3 separate regions of the Homo sapiens genome follow, and regions 1 and 3 are each linked to region 2. A link is a loop called in an ENCODE intact Hi-C map of the cell type or tissue named here. Cell type or tissue: OCI-LY7. All regions are shown on one strand.

The links. Peaks named below come from ENCODE experiments on the same cell type or tissue, not always from the same donor. Only the 100,000 strongest peaks of a DNase experiment are listed, where the experiment ranks them.
Region 1: a loop joins it to region 2, with 9 times the contacts of the local background. A loop is called at or near these places in 21 of 110 quality-filtered maps.
Region 3: it touches region 2 in a loop (5-fold over the local background); 19 of 110 quality-filtered maps call a loop at or near these places.

Annotation. Positions count from the first base shown.
Region 1 is chr6:32,696,239-32,704,238 of GRCh38, forward strand. No RefSeq gene overlaps it. Among named protein-coding and RNA genes, the nearest start is that of HLA-DQB1, 34 kb to the left of the region's middle. In OCI-LY7, a CTCF peak has its summit at 4,441 (motif pointing left); a DNase peak (open chromatin) is centred at 4,463; H3K4me3 peaks cover 229 bases.
Region 2 is chr6:32,864,075-32,872,074 of GRCh38, forward strand. No RefSeq gene overlaps it. Among named protein-coding and RNA genes, the nearest start is that of PSMB9, 14 kb to the left of the region's middle. In OCI-LY7, CTCF peaks have their summits at 4,312 (motif pointing left), 4,520, 7,669 and 7,879; DNase peaks (open chromatin) are centred at 3,037, 3,317 and 4,297; H3K4me3 peaks cover 2,225 bases; H3K27ac peaks cover 3,259 bases.
Region 3 is chr6:32,793,997-32,801,996 of GRCh38, forward strand. No RefSeq gene overlaps it. Among named protein-coding and RNA genes, the nearest start is that of HLA-DOB, 19 kb to the right of the region's middle. RefSeq lists an enhancer at 683-827 and a cis regulatory region at 755. In OCI-LY7, CTCF peaks have their summits at 3,209 (motif pointing left) and 3,408; DNase peaks (open chromatin) are centred at 3,165, 3,495 and 5,385; H3K4me3 peaks cover 1,370 bases; H3K27ac peaks cover 1,402 bases.

The DNA.
Region 1 (8,000 bases), 170 kb before region 2:
TTGTTATCATAACAAAGGGCTAACTCACAGAAGCCAAAGAAGATATGTAAAAGGATTGATCTAAGGATAGTACACTGTGTGTTATACAAGAAATCCTCTGTATATTTCTTATCTCTAATTTTCTCTGCCTGTCATCTTCATTATTTTATATATCTCTGCTTTCAGATTCACATAGTACAAAATGGTCCCTGCCAAGATGTTCTCAATTCATCTCTCCTTTGCCCTAGGGCTTCTTTTCCTAGACCAGTCAGTTGCTTACTGTACACCACTAAAGTGTTGCCAGGGGATGAGTTCACATTACAGTACATGAACATAGTTACTCCTGATGTGAGCTTATGGAGGGGATGAGGGAGTGGTGCAGGTGATACACAAAGGATCTGCTGGTCTGCACATCAGACTCAATATTCTCTACTACAAGGAGACAGGATATAAGCCCAGTCCATCTGCTTCGTTCTTTGACAGTACATTTCATTCAAAATAAGTACAAGTGCAAAAATCTGTGGTAGTAAATCTACTGCACTTTTCTTATGTCTGACACTAATAACCCAAGAAAAACTATAATAAAATATTTCTGATTTTGAAATTAGCCTGCCACTGTTTGCATGGAAATTTACTACTGGTAAGCCCTTGTTTCTCTATCCCCTTACTCAGCTTTCTTCATTTGTATCTTCATAGCAAGAATCACCACCTAATACTGCATATCTGTATATTATGTGATTATTTTTTCTTTCCTGCTAGAATTAAAACTCATAAAGGTAGGGACATTTTTACCTTGCTGACTATTTTATCTGGAATAGTACATAGCACTTAGTAGGAGCTAAATAATTATTTGACAAATGAATGGATACATTAATTGATGAATTTTATGTCCAAATCTAGGCTGCTTTTGTTTACATAAACCTCTGTTTTCCACTAGTCACATTCTCTGCCTGCTACATGGAGAGAACCATTATTCAGGATTTCAGTTCTGCTCTAAACACTTGGATCCTTTCGCAATCAGGGATCTTCAATTTCTCCACTTGGTGTTTTGCTCAACAAATGAAAGTGCCTTTGAATATTCACATTTGGTCCTCCAAAACCACATCAGCTTTTAGAACAATGTTTCTAGACAATTTATTAGTAACCCTTCAAAGGTGTGCTCCCCAATTTTTATGAATGTGTAATTATATTTAAACTGAAATGACATAATGTTTCTGTGTCAAATATTGTAGAGAAAGTTGACCATCTTTGCATACGCTATTTGCCATTTGAGTTCTTCTGTGAATTGCCGGTTCACCTACTTTCCAACATTGCTATTAGGTTATTTAACTCTTTCTTATTGATTTGAGTAGTACTTTATTTCTTCCCTTGTTTAATATATGTATTTAAAGTATCTAAATATATTTCATGACTATGTTGTCCAACTTTTGTAATACATATCAACAAATATCTACCTGTTATATCCATTTTTAAGAAATACATAAAATGTAATAACTTGTACTTTTCTCACCCTTCTTTGCTTTTCTAAACAGTATTTATGTATTTCAACTTTTTAAAGTTTAAATATAATATACTTAAGTGTAGGTTGTTTTTGTTTTTTTAATCCTGCTTGGTATTCTCCGAGATTTGTAATCGGTGATTCGTTGTCTGTCATTAATTTTGGCAAGTTCTCACCTGGCTTCTACAACATCAGACTCTTGCGGCTTCCTCAGCACCCAGCTTTTGCAGTGTAGAGCAGCCAGCAACACCCAGCAGCTTCGTCAGGCATGCACACCCCCTTTAGCAGTTTTACAGCAGAGAGTGACCACCACCACCCCACTTCCATGAACCTTACAGGAACAGCTTTCCCAACACCCTAGAGGAAGGATTTCTGACAAGTCCCAGAGGGTGGATTACAGCAAACTACCGCTGGAGCAGCAGTTCAACAACTACCTCTCTGCCATTCAGTGAGCCATGGAAGTGCCTCCCTAACAAGGTCTGACCTCACCCTTGGAAAGAAAACTGGAGAAGGCTCCTTCTTGGGTGCTCTATCTTAACCTAGGTGATGGGTTAATATCGAGTGTCAACTTGATTGAATTGAAAGATGCAAAGTATTGTTCCTGGGTGTGTCTGTGAGGGTGTTGCCAAAGGAGATTAACATTTGAGTCAGTGGACTGGGAGAGGCAAGACCCACCCTCAATCTGGGTGGGCACCATCTAATCAGCTGCCAGCACCACTAGGATAAAAGCAGGCAGAGGACCGTAGAAGGACTAGACTAGCGGTCTTCCACCCTTCATTTTTCTCCCTTGCCAGGGGCTCTGAGACCTTCAACCACAGACTGAAGGCTGCACTGTCAGCTTCCCTACTTTTGAGGTTTTGGGACTCGGACTGGCTTCCTTGCTCCTCAGATTGCAGACGGTCTACTGTGGGACTTCACCTTGTGATCATGTGAGTCAACACGCTTTAATAAACTCCCCTTTATACATACATCTATCATATTAGTTCTATCCCTCTAGATAACCCTGACTAATACACTAGGGAAGTAGCCATTTCGTATTATATTATATTATGCACTATTATATCTGCCACTGCTATATTATTTAGAGTTCTCTTTACTTCTTTCTAGCCAATCTCTTATTACTCAGATCTCTTGTTAAGATTCGTATTTCTTTATATTGATCTTTCTCATTTTACATTACTGTGTGATTTCCTCTCTCTCCTGACTAGACCCATACTTATAAACCCATAAAATTTCATTCAGGCACGAATCTAGAATAAAAATTATTCTCAGACATGCAAAGATTAGAAAAATTTGCTTCCAGAATATCCTTTTTTGGATATTAACAGACGGTGTGTCGTAGCAAAATTAGGTAGTCAAAGCAAGTAAGAGGAAGATATCAGATACCTGAAACATTATCTTCTACCAAAGAAAACAATGAAGAGAATCCCAAGATGACATCTGCTCAGCAGTCCTGGAAATCATTTCTTTTAGATTGAAACTAGAGAACTAAGGGCACCAGGAAGTGGATAAACATGATAAGTATGATCCCATAAATTTTACAGTATTGTTGAGATATTCAAAACATCTGAGGATATGATTAAAAAGTAGACTACATATATGAGGGAAAAGAAATTGCAAATAGAATCTTCATAAAAATTAAAAGATGCCCAACAAAGGAAATATATTCTCAATAATGAGCACATACGTGTTTAAAAAATACCTGGTTACAAACAAACCATAAATACTATCGGGTTTGAAAATATTAAAGATAAATTATAAATGCCAGAAGTTGGGATATGAAATAAAGAAAAAAGTAGAGCAGGAAAGAATAGGGTTAGCAGTAGCTTCATCTACAAGGAGAAAACTCAAGAGATCTTGAATATAACTGACAGAATAATAGAGTACTGTGTTTAAAAATACAGGGATTGGCCGGGCGCGGTGGCTCACGCCTGTAATCCCAGCACTTTGGGAGGCCAAGGCGGGCGGATCACGAGGTCAGGAGATCGAGACCATCCTGGCTAACACGGTGAAACCCCATCTCTACTGAAAATACAAAAAAAAAAATTAGCCGGGCATGGTGGCGGGCGCCTGTAGTCCCAGCTACTCAGGAGGCTGAGGCAGGAGAATGGCGTGAACCCGGGAGGCGGAGCTTGCAGTGAGCCAGTCGCGCCACTGCACTCCAGCCTGGGGGACAGAGCGAGACTCTGTCTCAAAAATAAATAAATAAATAAATAAATAAATAAATAAATAAATAAATAAATAAATAAAAAATGCAGGGATTACCTACAGAGGAACTAAACATAGTAAGATAATAAAATCACAAGAAAGATGTCAGAGACCTAATTTTTGGTGGTTTAAATTATCTGGTTTCATAACAGGAAGTCAATGGATGTCTAAATTAATACCCCCACATACAAAAACATACGCATATTACTGTTAAAGTCATTGAACTGGGGATAATGACAGTGGAGTAAAGGAATGGCATGAAGGGCTCTTGTTTTCATTAAAATACATCTCTATTGTTTAATCTTCAAACTATATACTGATATCCCAATAAATTTAAAATAGTAATTGTAAAGTAAATATCATTCTTACTGAAATATCAAGAATGCTGCAGATGGTGGCGGAATGTTCAATGTGAAAAAGGATAGTGGCTTGCACTAGAATGACAGCAGTGAAGTTTGTTTTAAGCATGTAATTTTATAGTACCAATCTCTTACCTGTGAGAGCATGTAAAAGACTGAGCTCCTCAGTTCTCAAACAAAAGCAGACTTTAACTCCTGCTCCAGCCATGCTTCTTTGCTTCTCAAACATCCAAAACTGCATCTCAGATTGCATCATATTCTGAGCACATGGAAGGAAGAGTACGGGAAATAAGAGTGGCTGTGTTACCACCCTCAAGGAATCCTGACCCCTCAAATCCAGACCTGCCAAGGGGCAAGGAAAAAAGGGAAAGCGGCAGCTACCTTGAATTTCTAAAGTGCAATGTCCCCACCTACTGGTGAACATGACCCAGTTAACATCCCTACAGCTGTCCATGTCCTCCTAAAACAAGAACCTTGAACTTCTTCCAGTAGTATAGAATCCGTGTCCTTTAGCACAGTTCTACACCAAAAGATAAACAAAATATTAATCCAAAATTTTTACAATGCAATGAGGGTGTGGGAATGATAATTTTAAAACATGCCGCACAAGGTTAGTTTTAAAATAACGCCATCGTTAGCATTCCCATTCCCTACTATCTATCTACTCCTCACAGCTTCTGCTCAGATTGTCTTCTCTCCATTGTCTCTTCCATCTCCCTGTACAAACCTCCTCTCTTACACTGCCTTTCCTGCCAACACACTGCTTCCCCATGTGTTAAGTTGGCAGCCTTTTTTCCCTCTCATTGTTTTCTGGCTTCTGATATTTCAGATAAGAAATTTGATTCCAGTCTGGTTCTCGTCCTTTTATGTGTAAACTGTTTATTTCCTTCTTGGAAGCCAATAGATCATTTTTATTACCATTTTATTTTCTGATTGTGTAGTAAAAATTTTCATCCCTCCAGCTACAGAACTATTTGTATATTTTCATGATTCCACTTGATTCCTTTAAATTGCATGAATCTTATCTAGCCAGAGACTAAAGTCTTCCTTTCCTTCAGAAAAAAAAAATCTTCGATTTTTTATTGTATCCTATATTTTTTCTATTTTTCCGGCACACCTATTATACAGCAGTTGGAGATGGCTGTATAGATAGAACTTTCTCAACATATTTTCACAATTTTATGTGTTCCAAGGTAGTTAAAACAGGAATCTGATTTCTTTTGTACTTTCTTTCCCACCCTCCTATTTTTTTTAAGACTCAGAACCACTACTTGAACACTCTAATTGATAACTGCTTAGTTATTTCTCACCTGCCTTAAAGAGTGTTTCTTCATTATGCTCAAGAATGAGAGCAATTTAAAATGAAATCATTTTAACCTGTCTCCTCAGAGACAAGTTCTGTTGGCTTCTTTTTTTCCTATGTATTATGTGTTGGTAAAATTTTCCAGTTTCTTTGCATGTCTTGTAATTTTTGTTTAATATTGATATTTTACATAAATTCTGATTCCACAATCCCTAGGAGTAAGTGCTCTTGCTGTTTGTTGTTTGTGTTAGTGACTTGCTTGGGCTAGTTCTTCCAAGTCTGTTTCCCCCTAGTATGCAGCCTATGGTGTCTCTGCTAAGTTTGTTTAATAATTTTTGTTTTCATTATTAAGCCTGATTTCCTACAATCACCCCTGGTCATCATAGCTTAATGTCAGCCTATGATTGATGAAAGATTCTGCTTAAACAATTGAGTCAGTAAGGCTTCCACACTTTGCCATTGAACTGAGTGGGATGTGGGAAATGCTTTCAAAGTTCCGGGACTTTACAGGTATGTCCCAATTTTTACTTTCTGCCTTCACATGTCCTTATATTCAGCCAGGTCTCTCCTGAGCAGGCTTAACCAAGCTGATGCAGACAGCTTTCCACACCACTGGGGATAAATGAGATTTTAGCAAGGCTATTTTTGACTATCTCATTCTCTGGATCTCCCTGGTAAAATTCCTGACTGGCCTGCCATCATGACTTCAAGCTAGTTGAGATGTTAGCCTTCCATAATTATTTGCCCTGAGGTCTATGCTGTTTTCTACAAAATGCCAAGACGTTATTTTGAGGGTGTGTGTGTGTGTGTGTGTGTGTGTGTGCATGCATGTGCGTGAGCTCTTTTCCAAAAAATGTGTGTGAGCTCCCTCTGGCAGGTTAAGAAGAGCTGTCTAATCCCATGGCCTGTCCTCCCACACAGGTAGAAATTCTGCACCATAAGTTGAGGTGAAGGAAGTTGGTGAAAGCATACTCTGGCCAAAATAATACTGATTTTGCTGTTTTTATTAGGATTCAGTTTAGATTCTCTTAACTAAATGCTTCTCAATGTTCGTATCCTTTGGTCAATTTCCAGAGTCTTTAAATGATTGTTTTTGGCAACGTTGTCCAATGTTCTCACTGCTTTTTAGATTCGTTGAAATGTTTTGATGTCAATATATGTGGTATATTTTTATGTATTTTCTACGTGAATTTGAAAATAAGCTGTATATAGCATTTGGTACATACACACTTAGGATTATATGTCTTTTTGATGTATTGACTCTTTTTCATTATGAAAAATTTATCTCCAGTAATATTCCTTATTTGTAAAGTTTTCTTTGTCTGATATTAATGTAGCCACTCCAGCTTTCTTGCCCAGTGTATATTTTTTCATCCTTATATTTTTAACCTGTGTCTTCATACTTAAAATGCATTTCTTATGGACAGTGTATGGTCAAAAGTCTTGCTTATTTATCCAGTTTAGAAATATGCATTTAATGTAATTACTGAAGTACTGGATTTAAGTCTACCCCCTTGCTGCTTTTTGTTTTTGGTCCATCTGTTCTTTTTCTCTTATTCCTCTTTACTTGCCTTTCTTAGTATATTTTTCTCCCTCCTAATGGTAACTGAGTAGAAAGATGTCAGAACTTAGGTCTTTAAGATTTGTGGAACTTTAAAACAATTTTTATTTTATTTTATTTGAGGCAGAGTCTTGCTCTGTTGCCCAAACTGGAGTGCAGTGGCGCACTATTTGTAGAACTTGAGTGGAAAATCCTAAATAAGAATACCACAGAGGAGAGCCCAAAATTCTGCATTTGAAAGAAATTTGCATGCAGAATAGGGGCCCCTCTTTGAGTTTTCATGTTTTTTGGGGATTTTTCTCCTCAATAGCAACTAATTCTTTCGGCACCAAACTCCAACCTCCGTCTTCTCTTCCTGGTAAGACTGCATCTTTCTGCTTGAGCTTTGTTCTACCATCTACTGCTTTAGACTGAAAAGCACTCTCAGGGGAAACTCACAGTAAACGTTGAACTCACCTAGTTACTTTCCTTTTCTCAATATTTATCTCCTGATGTATTCTGCATGCTTCAAAAGATCTCCAATGATTGCAAATTTTTAAGTCATTTTTATAGATTTCATAATTTTTGTTTCTAGAAAGGCTAGACGTAGACATATGGTTTTTAATATAAGTAAGTAGCTATAGAAATAAATGTATAGATGTTTATGTGTATGTCCACAAATAGGATCTTAGACTTTTGACATTCCCATAGCAATGAGCACACTTAACACACAGATCTTGATCTAGCTTTTTAACCAGACTCTTCTAAAAGAACCCAGAGCTATGACAGATTCTAGAGCTTGAGAAAAAAAATAAAAGATGATCATAGAAAGTAAGGATATTTAAGAATGGTGGATACGGCCAGGCGCGGTGGCTCATGCCTGTAATCCCAGCACTTTGGGAGGCCGAGGCAGGCGGATCACGAGGTCAGGAGATCGACAACATCCTGGCTAACACGGTGAAACCCCGCCTCTACTAAAAAATACAAAAAAAAAAATTGCCGGGCGTGGTAGCGGGCGCCTGTAGTCCCAGCTACTTGGGAGGCTGAGGCAGGACAATGGGGTGAACCCTGAAGGCGGAGCTTGCCGTGAGCCGAGATCGCGCCACTGCACTC
Region 2 (8,000 bases):
ACTGCATTTCGGCCTGTGCAACAGAGCAAGGCCCTGTCTCTAAAAATATGTATAATAATAACAATAATAATAATGATTATGCTAATAATGATACATCAAGATCAAATAGGGAATCCTTGGAATACTAGGGTGGTTCAATATAATAAAACATATTGTTGCTATAATTTACCATATTCATAGAAAAGTCATTTCCTTTGCTCAGTCTATTAATAAAAGACATTTGGTAAAGTATATCCATTTGTGATTTTTGAAAAACAGTTAAGGAAGCAGGAATCAAAACTTTCCTATTTTGGCAAAGGTTATAATCCAAAAAATCTGTAACCACTAGTATACATAACGGAAAAACCTTGGGTATCCAAGACAAGAATGTTCACTATAATTACTAGCTTATCATAGCACTAAAGCCTATGGGCAACATAACAAGACCCCATTTACCAAAAATAAATTTAAAACATTTTAATTAGCTGGCATGGTGGCATGCACCTGTAGTCCTACCTACTTGGGAGGCCAAGGCAGGAAGATTGCTTGAGCCCAGGAGTTTGAGCTTACTGTGAGCTGTGATCACACCACTGCACTCCAGCCTGGGTGACAAAGGAAGACCGTATTTCTAAAAAATAAAAAATACAAATACAACTACAAACTAGCACTAGACCAACAGTGACTATGTACCATGAACTGAGGAATATTATTAATTCCACCATTTGCATCTGAGGTTAACAATATGTCAATGACTTAAATAACATCATATCTCTGAGAGTAATTTCTCCTATATTTCCATGACAAATGTTAGATAATTTTCCATTTTTTCCATTCAATAAAATAAACAGGAAATATAATTAAAGAGTTCAATTGAGGATTGGGATTTAGAAAGGAAGGCAGGAATTAAGAATAATCCTTAGTTCTCTTCCTAATTTGCACCTCTCTCACTGATACACATGTATTATTTTCTTTTTATGTCTTTTAGAATCTAATAAACATGTTTTATATTATATAACAAACTAGAATATATGGATTATCTTTGGTCTTCCTTACCAAGTTCTTAACTCTGCTGGCTCTGGGGCACTGGACATACCATGTAAGAAGAAAAATGTTTTAACTCCATTGAACTTATTCAGAAGCATCGGAAATTGGTTCAGCAATATTCAACTTTGCCCAGCAATGTTTATGAAAGTTTCATATATAGTATAGTATAAGTATGTGTAATACAGAATTTATGTTCTCAAAAATGAAGAGATAAAGTATGGAGATTCTAAACTCTGTTGACATAGAAGAGGGTGGATTTCTCGAAGAAACAGCCTTCTATAGAAAGTGGCTTGTATGAGTCGGGATTCTCCAGAGAAGCAGAACCAATAGGATGTTGGCAGAGAGAGATTTATTTTAAGTAATTGGCTCATACTACTGTGGGAGCTGGCACGGTCGAAATCTGCAGGTAGGCTGGAGACCCAGGAAGAGCTGATGTTGCGGCTTGAGTCTGAAGGTGGTCCAGAGGCAGAATTCCCTCTTCCTTGGAGGACCTCAGTCTTTGCCCCTAAGACCTTCAACTGATTGGAAGGGCCACTTACATTATGGAGGGTAATCTGCTTTACCCAAAATCTATTGATTTAAATGTAAATCTCATCTAAAAAATACCTTCACTGCAATATCTAGACTGGTATTCAAATGTCTAGAAACCATAGCCTAGCCAAGTTAACACATAAAATTAACTATCACTTGGCTCAAGGTGAAACTTCCAGATCAATGTGGCAGGAGTGTTGAGGAAGGAAGTGAACTCGGTTCTAACCAAGTAGGACAGCCGAATCATCACTGAAGTGTGGCACTGGCCTTTCGCCAAGGTAACATGTGGCAAGGTTTTAGGTTAGGATAGGTACCAGGCAAAAGCTGGGTGACTCGATGGAGGCTTTTGTGCCAACCTTCAGAGACTGGCTGCGTCAGACTGCCCTCAAGAGCATACAAAGGAAAAAAAGACAAATTAAAAGCCTTTAATCCAAACTCAAGACATGAATGAAAAACTGTAAATGCCTCTATAGCAGTTTTAAAGGCTATCTTTTCTCCTGCAACCCAGCACAGATATGGCTGAGGGTCAAGCCCGGGGGCTTATGATAAAGGTTATGAAGTTGTAGAAATGTTTGTTGCATCATCCAACAGCAGCTGTTGTGATAAGGCAAGACCCCTGGTTGGGATAGACCGGACCCTGAGATATGAAATAGGGACATATGAGCAGACACAGAGAAGTCTGAGTGAGAACTATGAATCACCGCACCCCCTGAGGGTCCTTGCTGGAAGAAGCAGACTCACCGTATTAGTTACCTATTGCCATGTAATGAATGACACCCGCTTAAAATAACAGACATTTACTATAAGGTGTTACTGGGACAATAGGGGATTTTTTAATATGGATTGTGTGTTTGATAATATGGTATCAATTTTAAGTATCTTGGGGGTGATGACAGTATTAGGGTTTTGCAGGAGAAATGTCCTTATTCTTAAATTATACATGACAAAATATTTAGGGGTCAAGTGGCATAATTTCCACAGATTACTCTCAAATTGTTTAACAAAATGGTTCTTCAACAGTAAATGGATAAACAAAACGTAGTCTATTCGTGCAACACAGTACTATGTAAACAATGAAACTTCATCAACTACTGAAAATGTAACAACATGGACGAATCTCATAGAAACAATATTAAGTGAAGAAGCCAGACTTGCAGAAATACATACTGTATGTTTCCATTATCTATTGCTGGGCAGCACACCAACTCCAAACTTAATGGCTTAAAACAAAAATAATCATTTTATTATCTCTCATGAATCTGTGAATTACTGGACTTTAAGAGCCACTGATGTAGTCCATGAACCAAAACACATATTCACGGCAGCCACTCCACCCAGCACCTCACACCTGTGATGTTTACTGGCTGCCCATGGGATTTGAACACCTTTAGAGTACTGTGAAATTTCCCCTACCTTTTGAGTCCTGCCTCCCTAAAGTGGAAACCAGAAAGCTCACTTCCCCTAGCCTTCTTTGAAGCTAGAGCACCTAAGTTCCACCAATTAAATTCATCCACCTAAGACTTCAGTTACAAAGGGGCCACAGGAGGAACCAGGGTGTGGGGGTTGCAGAGCACCTTTTACTGTATTTATTTCTCTGGCAAAGGTGACAGAAGAAGCAACTGTCTTTTGGGGAAGCGGTGGGTTTTTTCCTTTTTTTTTTTTTTTTTTAAGTGAAGTTCCTGAAACAGAAGTGGTTTAGGAGGTGTCTTCAGTGGTGGCTGCAGCAACCTCCAGGTCCTAACAACAGAACCAACAGCAGCGTCTAGAAGCCATGGGGCAGCAGCAGTGGTGTGGCTCATCAGACCTGCTCTCTGCGTGGTCTGACCCTGTACATACATGTGCCTCTCATCCGTAGTTCCAGCATTTCCTCTCTAAAGTCTAGTTCTGAGAGAAATTTCTTTGGTAGACTTTTCAAAGTTTTATCAAACTCAAAGAGGGAACCAGCAAGAATACAAGAGCCTTGATCCAAAGAGTATTTGAAAAACAGAGCTGTATCTCTCTGTGAGGAAATAATTTCTAGGCTAGAGATTCAAAATGGCTAACGTGCTAGAGGGCAATAAAATCATAACCTTGGTGTTATCTTCTTTACCGGAGAAAAAGAGAAAGCCAGCATCCCTTATCAGCTCTCTGCTGATTAACCTCTAATCGCACAGGGCTGGCCGGGTTCGTCTTAGGCAAATTACAATCCCTGAAACACTCTGGTTTTGATCAGGCAGAATTATGAGCAAAGGTTCAAGTGTGATATAAAATAATCAAGCACGTACAATTTTGCCTTATTTATAATTTTGAAACACTTTTCCTACACAATTTCTGACCTTAAGGGGCAGAATTAACCAAATAAAACTTTTCAGAAATGCTCTAATTCAGTTCCACTCATTTTATCGTCTCTATTTGGCCTGTTTTAGGGCTAAACCCAGAAGCAAAATCTTCTTCAAAATGAATGTATTGACAGTCACCATGCCAGACTTGGAGTACGAACAAGAGCATCCTTTTACCCTTACTGAAACCTATGTGGTCACTAAAACATATATCAATAATATTTTTAACCTGGACAAAATTAATCTAGAAAATTGAGCTACTGTTTTTTATTTGTCAGCTTTTACCACATTGTGGGTTTGAGACACAGGTAGTTCTTTTGATAGTACAGCGTTAATTTAAAATATAAAAATCATGCCAAACACATCTAATTACTTTTAGCTTCCTTCACAGTAGGCGGAGGAAGGTGAAAAATTAAGCCTTTTGCGCCACCTAGTGGCCAAATGGGTAGTGGCTGTCTAGTGAGAAAAAACAAAGATTTGGGGGCGTGAAAAATAGCTTGACAGTGTTAGTATTCTGAATTCAGGGTATGAGGTTGGAAGAAGGCAACAACAAAAAAGAATTTTCAGAGAAACTGGTCACTTAAGTGCATAGGTACCTGAGAGTGAGCAATTGTTATAACTTTGATATCTCAATAACCAGAGTGACAATAAAACATTTGAAAATAAACATAAAGAAGGTAACAATTATAAGAAACTTTAGGTGTTTCAGAAGCAAATGGTTTTTTGTTGTTGTTTGTTTTTAAAATAATTTAAAAACTTGATGCTATCAGCACAAAGCACTAAAAGTTATCAAGGTATTAAGTGAGAGCATTCTGATAAGAAACCACCGCTAGCTGGGCAGATTATGCTAAAGGGAAAGAAAAAGTTTTTTCTCTGTCTTAAGTGTAGAGTGTATATTCCAAGATCAATTTTAAATTACAAATCCTCTCCTTTTTTGCTTATTAATTCGAATTCATCATTACGTGTGTGTTTTACAGAAATACATATATAGTTGAATGACAATTTTGTTTAAAACTTTCCACTTTAGTTTTAAAACGTAGTTAATCTTATCAATACAATACATGAATGTATATCCACACTAAGTTTACCACCTTAATTTGAGTTTTGCAAAAATTAAATATGGACAAAGGTATATATATAGAAAGCCACTTAGTGACCCAATAATCTTTCTCTCTATGATACACTTAAGAATTTTTTAGACAATAAAAAGTCACTTATTAACTAGCTCAGTGAAAATTAGTCCAAAGTAACAAAATCATTTGAGGCTGCAAAACAACAATATCACTATTGATATTAGGAGTTTTTCAAAGAGGTAAAATTCTAAAATTTTTACATAGAGTGCAAGCTAAGTAGCTAAGTCAAATGACTTGCAATATTTTTCTGAAATTCACAAGAGCCAATAGTTTAAAAAAAGCATCTCATAACATTTAATTAAAAATATACATTTTCATTTAAGTTTGCTTCCCACAAACCACTGACACACTCATTGACACAGTGAATGAGTCTAGTGACAAGAAACAAATCCTTTTTGTTAGGTCACTTCTAACACTCTGCCTCCAACAAAATAAAGAGGACCTATTCAAGCTGTCAGCTATTATATCATTTAAAGTAATTTTGGGAAGGAGGCCAGGCAGGAGGATCGCTTGAGGCCAGGAGTTCAAGACCAGCCCTGGGCAACATAATGAGACCCTGTCTCTATGAATAATAATAATAAAATTAGTCAGGCATAGTTCGATGTGTCATAGTCCTAGATACTCTGAAGGCTGAGGCAGGAGGATCACTTGAGCCCAGGAGTTCGAGGTTACAGTGAGCTATGATCGCACCACTACACTCCATCTTGGGTAATGGGGCCAGCCAAACACCACAGAAAAAACTGCGACTCCACCCCCACCAGCTAAGGTCAAATGAGGAGCCTAGACTTTCACCCTCACCAGGCTGTCATAAGGAACCCAACACTTCAACACACACATGCACACACACCAGGATGGTGTCAGAGAAAGTGAATAGGGAGTCAGGATGGTCATGCCCTCTTGGTGAAAATGTACTCCTTTCCCCAAGCCCCTGAAATGTCAATGGAAACCTAGACTTCCATTCCTCACCCAACAGTAATGAAGCATCTCTTCCCCTCTCCTCTAGGGTGATGTCAGACAATGCCTAATGGAGAGTCAGGATTTTCATCACCACCCAGAGTTAATCCAGCAACCACTCCCTGATACCTACCACTCACTCCTCCACTCCACTGTCCCATCTTGGTGTCAATAAAGGTCATGTGAGGGATAGTAAGTGGCACTCCTCTCCCAACCAACCAGGGAGGTATTAGTGGGCACCTAATAGGGAGCCAGAATTTCTGTCCCCACTCAGTAATAATGGGGACCTATCTGAGGTGTCAATGAAGGCAGAGTGAGAAGCCTGGACTCCTACCCCTACCTGGCGTCATGAAGCTCACCTGCCTACCTGCTGGAGAGGTGTTAAAAGAAGCCAGCTAAAACAGTTTAAATAAGACCAATAGCCTTATAACATAATGCCTGAAATGTCCAAGTTTCAATTGGAAATTATTTGTCATATCAGGAACCAGGAATATCTCAAATTGAATTTTTAAAAGACAATAAAATAGATGCCAAAACGGAAAGAAAAGCCTGATGAAGATTTTAAAGCCACCATTATTAAAATGCTTTGATGAGCAATTAACACTTAAAAGAATGAAAAAAATAGGATGTCCAGTTCAGTGGTTTAAAAAAAGAAAGAAGAAGAAAAGAGCAGAAAAGAAAAAAATAGGATGTTTCAGCATAAAAATAGGATATATACGGAAGAAAACGTGGAAATTTTAGAACTGAAAAGTGCAATAGCCAAAATAAAAAGCCCAGTAAATAAGCTCAGCAGCAGAAGGAGAGAACAGAGGAAAGAATTAGCTACCTTGAAGACACAGCAATAGCAATCACTTAATCTGAACAAAAGAAAGAAAGAAAATACACTGGAAAAAATGGACAAAGCCTCAGGGACCCATGGGGCTATAACAAAAGATTTAATGTTCATGTACTCAGAGTCCCAAAATGAGAGGAAAAAGAGAGTGAAGCTGAAAAAAATTATCAAATAAATATGGTTGAAAACTTCCCAAATTTGGCAGAAGACATAAACCTAGTGATTTAAGAAGGTGAGTGAACCCCAAATAGGACAAACCCAAAGAAAGCCACACCAAAATCATAGTAATTAACTAAAAATTAAAGATAAAAAGAATCTTGAAAGCAGTGAGATAAATGACATCTAACAGGTGAAAAAAATGACAGAGCAAAATTTTCATCAGAAACTGTGTAAGCCCGAAGGAGGTCACCACCTTTTTCCAGTGCTGAAAGGAAAAAAAAATATCAACTTAGAACACTATATCAGCAAAAATATCCAGGGAAATTAAGACATACAGAGATGAGGGAAAACTAACAGAATTTGTCACTAACAGGTCTACCCTAAAAAAACAAAAAGTTAAATTGAGGACAGTTGGAACATCAGGAAGGAAGAAAGAACATGGCAAGAAAAAATATGGGTTAAAAAATGGACTTTACTTCTTCTCTTGAGTTATTTAAATTATAGGATTGAAGAAAAACGTATAATACTGTATCATATGGTTATAAATGTATATAGAGAAAATATTACAGGCAATTATAAATGAGGGAGGGTAAACAAAGAGAGAAGAAATTTCTACACATCACTCAGACTGGTAATTAATGACAATAAATAAGTTACATAAATATAATGTAATACCTAGAACAACCACTAAAAGAGCTATCCAAAGAGGTACACACACATACACACACACAGCTATAGATAAATTAAAATGGAATTTTAAAATTATTTAGGAAGCAATGAAAAAGAAAACAAAGAAATGAAAAACAGAGAGAACAAACAGAAAACAGAAAATAAAATGTCAGACTTAAGCCTGGACATAACAATATTATAGGAAATATAAATCGCCTAAATACATCAATTTTAAGAGACAGAGCTTGGCAGAATAGATTTAAAAATATGACTCTGTCAGGTGCGGTGGCTCACGCCTGTAATCCCAACACTTTGGGAGGCCAAGGCAGGTGGATCACAAGGTCAGGAGATGACCATCCTGGCTAACATGGTGAAACTCCA
Region 3 (8,000 bases), 70 kb before region 2:
TCGCTTCCATGAATAAGAATACGAGTAGGTACTCTCATTGGTACTTCTTCCTTATCTGTAGGTACCTGAGATGACTGTGTCCTCTAAAGCTTCTGTGATGCTAGATGCACCCAACATCATTTTCTATAATTGAGGATCGTAGCTTTCCCCTGTGATCCTCTGGCTCTATTGTGGGAAGATAGTCAAAAAATCATCTTTTAAAGTAGGAAATAAACTTCTTTTTATAGAATCAGCTCCCCTTCCTCTGCGCTTGTGGTTTCCATTACTATAAAAGAGAGCACTGAAGTCCAAAGAAAGTACTGTGTATTTCCCTTTTGGGGCCCTGATGTTCTGCCCATGGCATTCATGCCCCCAAAATTGTTTCATGCCACCATGAAATTGCCTCCACGTGGTGCCCATCTTTTTCCCTTCACTCATATTCTCAACATTTCCAGAACCAGAGAGAGAGAGACAGAGAAACAGAGAAGTTCTGACCTCAACACCACCTTTTCCTACAGAATATGTGGCACCCGTATTTTGTCAGAGAAGACAAATGCGTTGTTCCTCAGATTGGTAGGATTCATGGGCATTTCATCCTCATAATATGAGGTTGTATGCAGACAGTGCCTCCTGGTATCAAGAAGCCATGTGAGTTACACCACAGAGGAGAGGAAGTTAGGGGTTTCAAATATTTCAAAGAATAAGGAAGCTAAGTCATACTCAGAAGTTAACAAGAACTTTGGGGAGAGAGGAAGTCAAAATACAGAAATGCATTCAAAAAAAAGTTTAGGATGTAGAGGAGGATGGGATCACCATGAGACAGCCGTCCAATGCCCATGATAGTTCCTGTTACAGTAAGCCACATCTTCAGATAGAGAGAGAAAAGGCCACATGTATACTTACCTTGTATGAATGAGCACTGTTGTTTGATGAATTCCATCTCTTCCCCTCTTTTCAGTCCCTTCATCCTCATTGTAATAACAAGACTGCTGGTGATGTGGCCATGCAGAGCTCTTGTCCCTCATGTTCTTTCCACCTCGATCTTTCACTTTTCTCTATTTCTGCTTCTCCTGGTCCTACCTGGGCTCTCCCCAAGGGCTGCTCCTCACCGGGCAGCTAGTTACACGGCCACCACCACCCTGCCATCTACACAGAGGCCCTCCATCTCTCTGTGACCATTTTGATGAGATCTCTTTTTTTCATGGCATCCATCTTGGCAGTAGCAAGTTCATAGCCCAGAGTAAGAGGATTACCTGTTGGGATGCACAAAGGAATTTAAACCCCATTGAAATTTGTGACCCAAATCATTGTTTATGCTTAACAGAAATAGCAGCAATAAGATCGATTGAGGAATTATCTCACGTACTAAAACAGAAGACCTATCATTTTGTGGGAGGTAGTAGCCATGAATCCAAATCAAGCCTAGTAGTAGTACATTCCCCAGCGTGCTCAGAATATGCATAGAGAGTTTAAATCAAGGCGTAAGAGTTTCCAACCCTTCTATCTGTATGGCCAAGCCCCATTCATGTTAGTGCTGGAAGCATTCTTCCTGTATCTCATTGGTTTCTCGGGTACTTTTTCTCAATGTCTCCATTTAAAAACGTTTATATAGAGTTCTGGTTTCTGCTTGGGGATGCAGAGAACTGGAAACAATGATGCTTCCTTGCAACATGAAAGAAATCACACAAATTGCAAGGTCGCAATTTTTTTCAACCCATCACAGAGCTGGGATTGAGCTTCCAACTAGCTTGAAATCTAGGAAAGTTGTTGCCTGAGTGCTTGCTTACCTAAGGCAGGTACAGCTGGGCACTGGTAAGAAGAATTTAGCTGGAATCATTTAAAAATTGACTGAGGTCAAATGTGGGCTGGAAAGAGTACAGAGCCCCAGGGGCTCACGAGTATAGGGCGGTTCACACCTTCTTGCAAGCTTCGTATCCGGGAATGCCAGTGGGTGTTCACAAATAAAAAATGGGAGAGTCCTGAGAAGGCATTCCGCATGCTTTTCAAGGAAAAGAATAAATAGAAGTTAAAGGCTTTATACATCGATGTGCATCAAATGAGTTAATTAACAGAATATAAGGGAAGCAAAGACTTTACTATCTCATGTTGAGAGCAGACTACATACTCAAACCCTATTTCGTCTGTTTTTTGTTTGTTTGTTTGTTTGTTTGTTTGTTTTGAGATGGAGTCTTGCTTTGTCGCCCAGGCTGCAGTGCAGTGGTGCGATCTCCTCTCACTGCAACCTCCGCCTCCCCATTAGCAGGGATTACAGTCGCACACCACCACACCCGGCTAATTTTTTTTTTGTATTTTTAGTAGAGAAGGAGTTTCACCATGTTGGCCAGGCTGGTCTCGAACTCCTGACCTCATGTGATCTGCCTGCCTCGGCTTCCCAAAGTGCTGGAATACACGTGTGGGCCACTGCGCCCAGCCTCCTCCGTTAATCTATTATCATTCTTCTCTAATATTCTCAAACTTACTTAATTCATTAACGTGATATATGTTGACATCTCATTAAATATGTCTCTATTTATGACATACTCAACAACATGTGTGTAGTGTTATAAAATTTTAATTTATTTTATAAATATTTAACACTAACTGAGTGCCAGGCATTCTTCTATGCACTTAAATAGCAGACAGGCATGGTGGCCGACACCTGTAACCCCAGCACTTTAGGAGGCCGAGGCAGGAAGATCACTTGAGCCCAGAAGTTCAAGACCCTGTGGTTTCAGAGGCTGAGGTGGGAAGACCACTGGAGCCCAGGAGGTCAAGACTGCAGCGAGCCATTATTGCACCACTGCACTCCAGCCTGTGGGACAGAGGGAGTGAGACCCTGTCTCAGATGAAAGAAAGACAGAGAGAGAGAGAGGCATAGAGATGCATATGCACACAACGATTACATCGTAGGGCTGTTTAAATTACTCATTCTGGCTGGGGGTCTGTGCTCTAAACCACTATTGGTACGCTATTTCTGTGTGGCTGGTCTGGAAAGCTTCACACCACCCCCCTCTCCCTTCCCTGAATTTCCATATTCCCCCCAACCCTCATTATCCCTTTCAGAGTCTCGCAGGTTGAGGTGATGTGAGAGAGGAAGCAGAAGCGAAGGTTACGCGAGGAAAGCCCCTCGTTAAACTTGGGATTTTCACGGGGACTCAGTCCAGAGGAAGTTGAGAAAACCAACTTAAATTACGGTCTCGATCGCCATCTGGCGGTGGAAGTCCACATTACATCCGCGGAGCAATGGCTGGGAACGTTGCATAATAGAGCGGGGCTCAAATTCCAAATTAAGTTTCTGAATTTTTTCCATCTGGAATTTTATTTGATGATTAGTCTAGCATCGTAATGGTGTCCTTCGTGTTGACGTGAAAACCCAGTCTTCCTTCAGTTCATTTCCCGTTTATTAGGGATGCAAAACTCCAGCCACAGGTGACCTACGACTCTGACTCCTTCCCCACCTACTTTACCCTCCCCTCCCCCAGTACATTCTGGGGCTAAACCCTAAGAGGTACCCATGCATCGCTGGGCCGATGATGAAAATGAAGAAGTCTTCTGATGAAGCGAGACCCCGGAAGTGCAGCTTCAGGCAAAATCCTGAGCGAATTCTTTGCTGCCAGGACAGTCCATAGGCTCTTACTCTTAGAAATTACGTAAGCATGAGCAGTCAACGCTGAAAAGCAGAGAATGTGGTTTTCTGGCGGACTCCAGAGGGAGACCAGGAAATCCTCTCACTTACAATCCATCAAGAGTAGTTCCTCCAAATTGAGTACAAAGTCTCTAAAGGCCAGCAGAGACAAGTAAGGACTTGTAGTGAGCTGCAGCTCACCACCCGGATCAGAACATAAAAGACAGGAGACCTCACGGCCTGGAGACCCACTAGAGCAAAATCTGCCATCCCAGGCAGGGAGGAGAATCAGGCGGAGGCCTGACATGGTGAGGCCTTGCTCCAAGTGGAGAAGGTGCATAAACTTAACAACTTTGTTATTGCCCTGAGGATGTGATGTGGCAAAGGGGACAAGGATTGGATAGATTGTCTTACTGATGGAAGTTGGTAACAAACAAGGCAAATCAAAAAAGAAGCCATGAGATCCAGGGAACTGCTGTACAGGGGACATGGCTGCATAATATTAGTATAGTAACTCATTATGCACTTGTGTGGCAGACAGTGGCTGAATTCTGGAGACGGAAAATATTAATAAGACACGGAGTCCTGCTTACCACCCAGGAGACATATTAGCAAACAAAGGGGCACAGCAGAAATGTGTGTAAAATTAGGACATTGAAGTCACAAACAATTAGGAAAATTTTCTAGTGGAAATGACATTCAAGCTGATCGAGGGTATATGGAGAATGGCTTCCAAGTCTAACAAAGCATGAGCGGCTTGGACACTTGGACAGGCTTCGAGGGAAGTGAAAGTCTTTCGGAATTGGTAAAATGGGTGGGTGACAGATGAAGCAGAGGGCTAGGGATGGATGCCTCACACACCAGGCTAAGGACTTGGGTCTTTGATCTGCAGTCAGTAGGACCAGTATGCAGACTGATAGTAAGGGAAGGGTCATGGGCAGCTTCACGTTTTAGAAAGACTACTCTGATGGGAAGAGTGGGTTAGAGGAGCATAAAATTGAAAGCAGAGAAAGCAGCGTGGGTAACTGTTAGAGTAACACAGACCAGACATGATGGGGCTCGAATTAAAGTAGGATCAGGGATCTAGAGAGAGGGTCAGAGACATGTGAGGGAGCAGATGCAACATGATGTGTCGTCATCCATTGTATATGGGAGAGAGGAGAAGGCGAGAGCAGAAGATGCTTGGGAGACCAAGTGGTTAGTAATTCCAGTCATCAAGAAAGGACAGTTTAAGAGAACATTCCATATTAGACATTTTGTATTTGTAGGGCCTGTGGGTCATCCAGATGAAACTTTACTCTGTGTGGTAGATGGAATAATGCCCCCAACTGCCACCCCTGAAAGATCTGAATCTATGAAACCTGTGAATCTGTTACCTTACATGGCAAAAGGGACTTTGCATTAGTGATTAGATTAAGGATCTTGAGATGGGGAGATTATTCTGGATTAGCCAAGTGGTCCTGATATAATTACATGGGTCCTTCTAAGTGAAAGAAAGAGGCAAGAGAATAGAAGGAGATGTGATATTAGAAGCAAAAATCAGAGGAAAGTGATTGCTGGAAGGGGGCTACAAGCCGAGGAATGCAGCTGGTCGCTGCAAGCTGGAAGAGGCAAAAAACAGATTATCCGCTAAAGCCTTCAGAAGGGGAACACAGACAAGCTAACACCTTGATTAGCCCTGTACAAGTGTTAAAAGAAAAACTTTGAACAAATGAAATTTATTTTGATTTATTTGAGCAAAGCACAATTCATGAATTGGGCAGCATCCAGGACCAGAAGAGGTACAGAGAGCTCCACTGAGCAATAGGGGCAGGCAATATTTATAGAGAGAAAAAGGAAGTGGTATACAGAAGCAGCTTGTTTACAGCTCAGTATTTGCCTTATTTGATCATGGTCTGATCAGTTGGCAACCTGTGATTGCCTGAAGCTTGGCTGCTGTGTTTGCCTGAGACTCAGCTATTTATTACAAGAATATGCTCTTAAGTTAGGGTACAATTTTCTTACACATTAAGTTAGATTTCAGTATACTACGTAGGAATTCAAAGTACAGAGGCCGCTTTAAGCCAAATTTAATTTAATTTAACAGGACCCATTTTAGGCTTATAATTTCCAGAACTGTCCAACAATAAATTTTTGTTGTTTTAAAACACTAAATTGTGGTAATTTGTTACAGCACCAATAGGAAACTAATATATCCTGTAATCACGAAGCAATATAGCTCAAACCTCAGGCTTGGGGACCATATGGATTTGAGTTCTTATCATAGCTCCATCGCTTCCTACCCATATGAACTTGCGTGTCTTAATTAACCTCCCTAAGCCTCCACTTTCTCATTTGTAAAATGGGACTATCTACTAGAATTTCTGTCTGGAAAGAGGAATGGGGAGGCAGTGTGGTCAGCTGTTTTGCATAACAAGCCCTGTAGAAATACAGATGCTCCTTGACTTCAGGTGGGTTTGTGTCCTGATAAACTGCAAGTTGAAAATGCATTCAATACCCCTAACCTATCAAACATCATAGTTTAGCCCAGCCTACCCTCAACATGCTCAGAACACTTACATTAGCGTGGCTGACTGGGAGCTGTGGCTCACTACTGCTGCTCAGCGTCAGGTGAGAGTGTTATACCACATATCACTAGCCCAGAGAAAGACTGACATTTCAAATTTGAAGTACATTTCTTCCAGAATGTGTACTGCTTTCACGCCATCACAGCTGAACAATCTTAAGTGGAACCATCATAAGTCAGGAACCATCTGTATTTGATGTTTTAAACCATGTCATGTATAACTTTTTTAAAAAAAAGATAAAATAATTTTAAATATTAAAATAGGAAAATTTTAAAAAGAAAAAAGACATTTTTTTCTTTTCTTTTTCTTTTCTTTTTTTTTTTTTTTAGGCAGAGTCTTGCTCTGTCACCCAGGCTGGAGTGCAGTGACATGATCTTGGCTCACTGCAGGCTCCACCTCCTGGGTTCACACCATTCTCCTGCCTCAGCCTCCCGTGTAGCTGGGACTACAGGCACCTACCACCATGCCCAGCTAATTTTTCATATTTTTTAGTAGAGACAGGGTTTCACTGTGTTAGCCAGGATGGTCTCGATCTCCTGACCTCGTGATCTGCTCACCTCAGCCTCCCAAAGTGCTGGGATTATAGGCGTGAGCCACATTTTTTATTTTCTAAAATGAAAATGTTGATATTTAATTTTTAATCCCCTTCAAAAAAGCAACTACTCTGTTTATGAGATTTATAGAGAATTCCATATAGTTAATACTAAATACATTCCTACATCAGAATTTGTTTAATACAAAATCAATTATTTAGGTTAAAATGTTAACACTCTTCCGCTAAATTACCACTGCAATTGTGTAACTTCAAAATGCTCAGGATATTGTCAACAGAGGAAATAGAAATTGATCTTCTAGCACAATAGTCAAACAAAATTGACTATACAAGATTTTGGATGCTTGTTACACTGTTGACTCAAAACAATTCTAAACAACTCAATGTACTTGATGGACAGAATGTACTAAGAAACCAACAAAAGCAATTCATTTCTTACTTAGCTACATAAGCTAAGTAAGAAAATCGCAAATGCTGACATCCAAGGAAGCTTTCCAAGCATAGAAATAAACTCTGATAGATTATTTCAGATCCAGGATATTTGGAAAATAAATCAGATTGCCTTTTTGGATAATTCCTAAAGAATCACACAATTATGACTTTTGAATCCTTTATTAATGGAGGTTACAGCAGCCTAAATAACTTGAAAAGTGGGGTTGGCTCTCAAATAACATGGAGGGTTTGTTTTAGAGGAAACATGTAACACGACAGGACTCCAGAAGCACGTGCTTTAAGGTATAAGGACATGTACCCCTGGTGACAGAGGATGTATAAATATTGTGAGTCCAAATATATAGGCCACTTGTTTAAGAAAAAAAGACATTAGGAGTATAAAAAGGAATCAAATGTAAGTGCAAACTCATAATAAATCTAAACTACATGAGGCATAAATCCTAAATAAGTGCTTAAGTAGCTGAAATAGTATCACTTTATGTTGGAAACCTGAAAGGGACTAAATATATGACATAGAGTCCATATTTAAAAACTTCATGTAGGCATTAAATAGAAAGGATACAGCTCATTTGACAACCAGTAGAACAGGCAGCTATTTAAAGAAGCGTAATCCAAGTTAATGATGTACATATATGAGGTATTAGAATACGTAATTCAATGGCCATTCATGATAAAATGCTCAGAAAATGCAAATAGAGAGGAACTGCCTCAATTTGATAAAGAGCATCTGCAAAAAATCTTACAGCTAACACAGCGGTGAAAGACTGAAATTTTTCCCCCAAAGATCGGGAACAAAGCAATGATGTCCACTCTCGCCATGCTT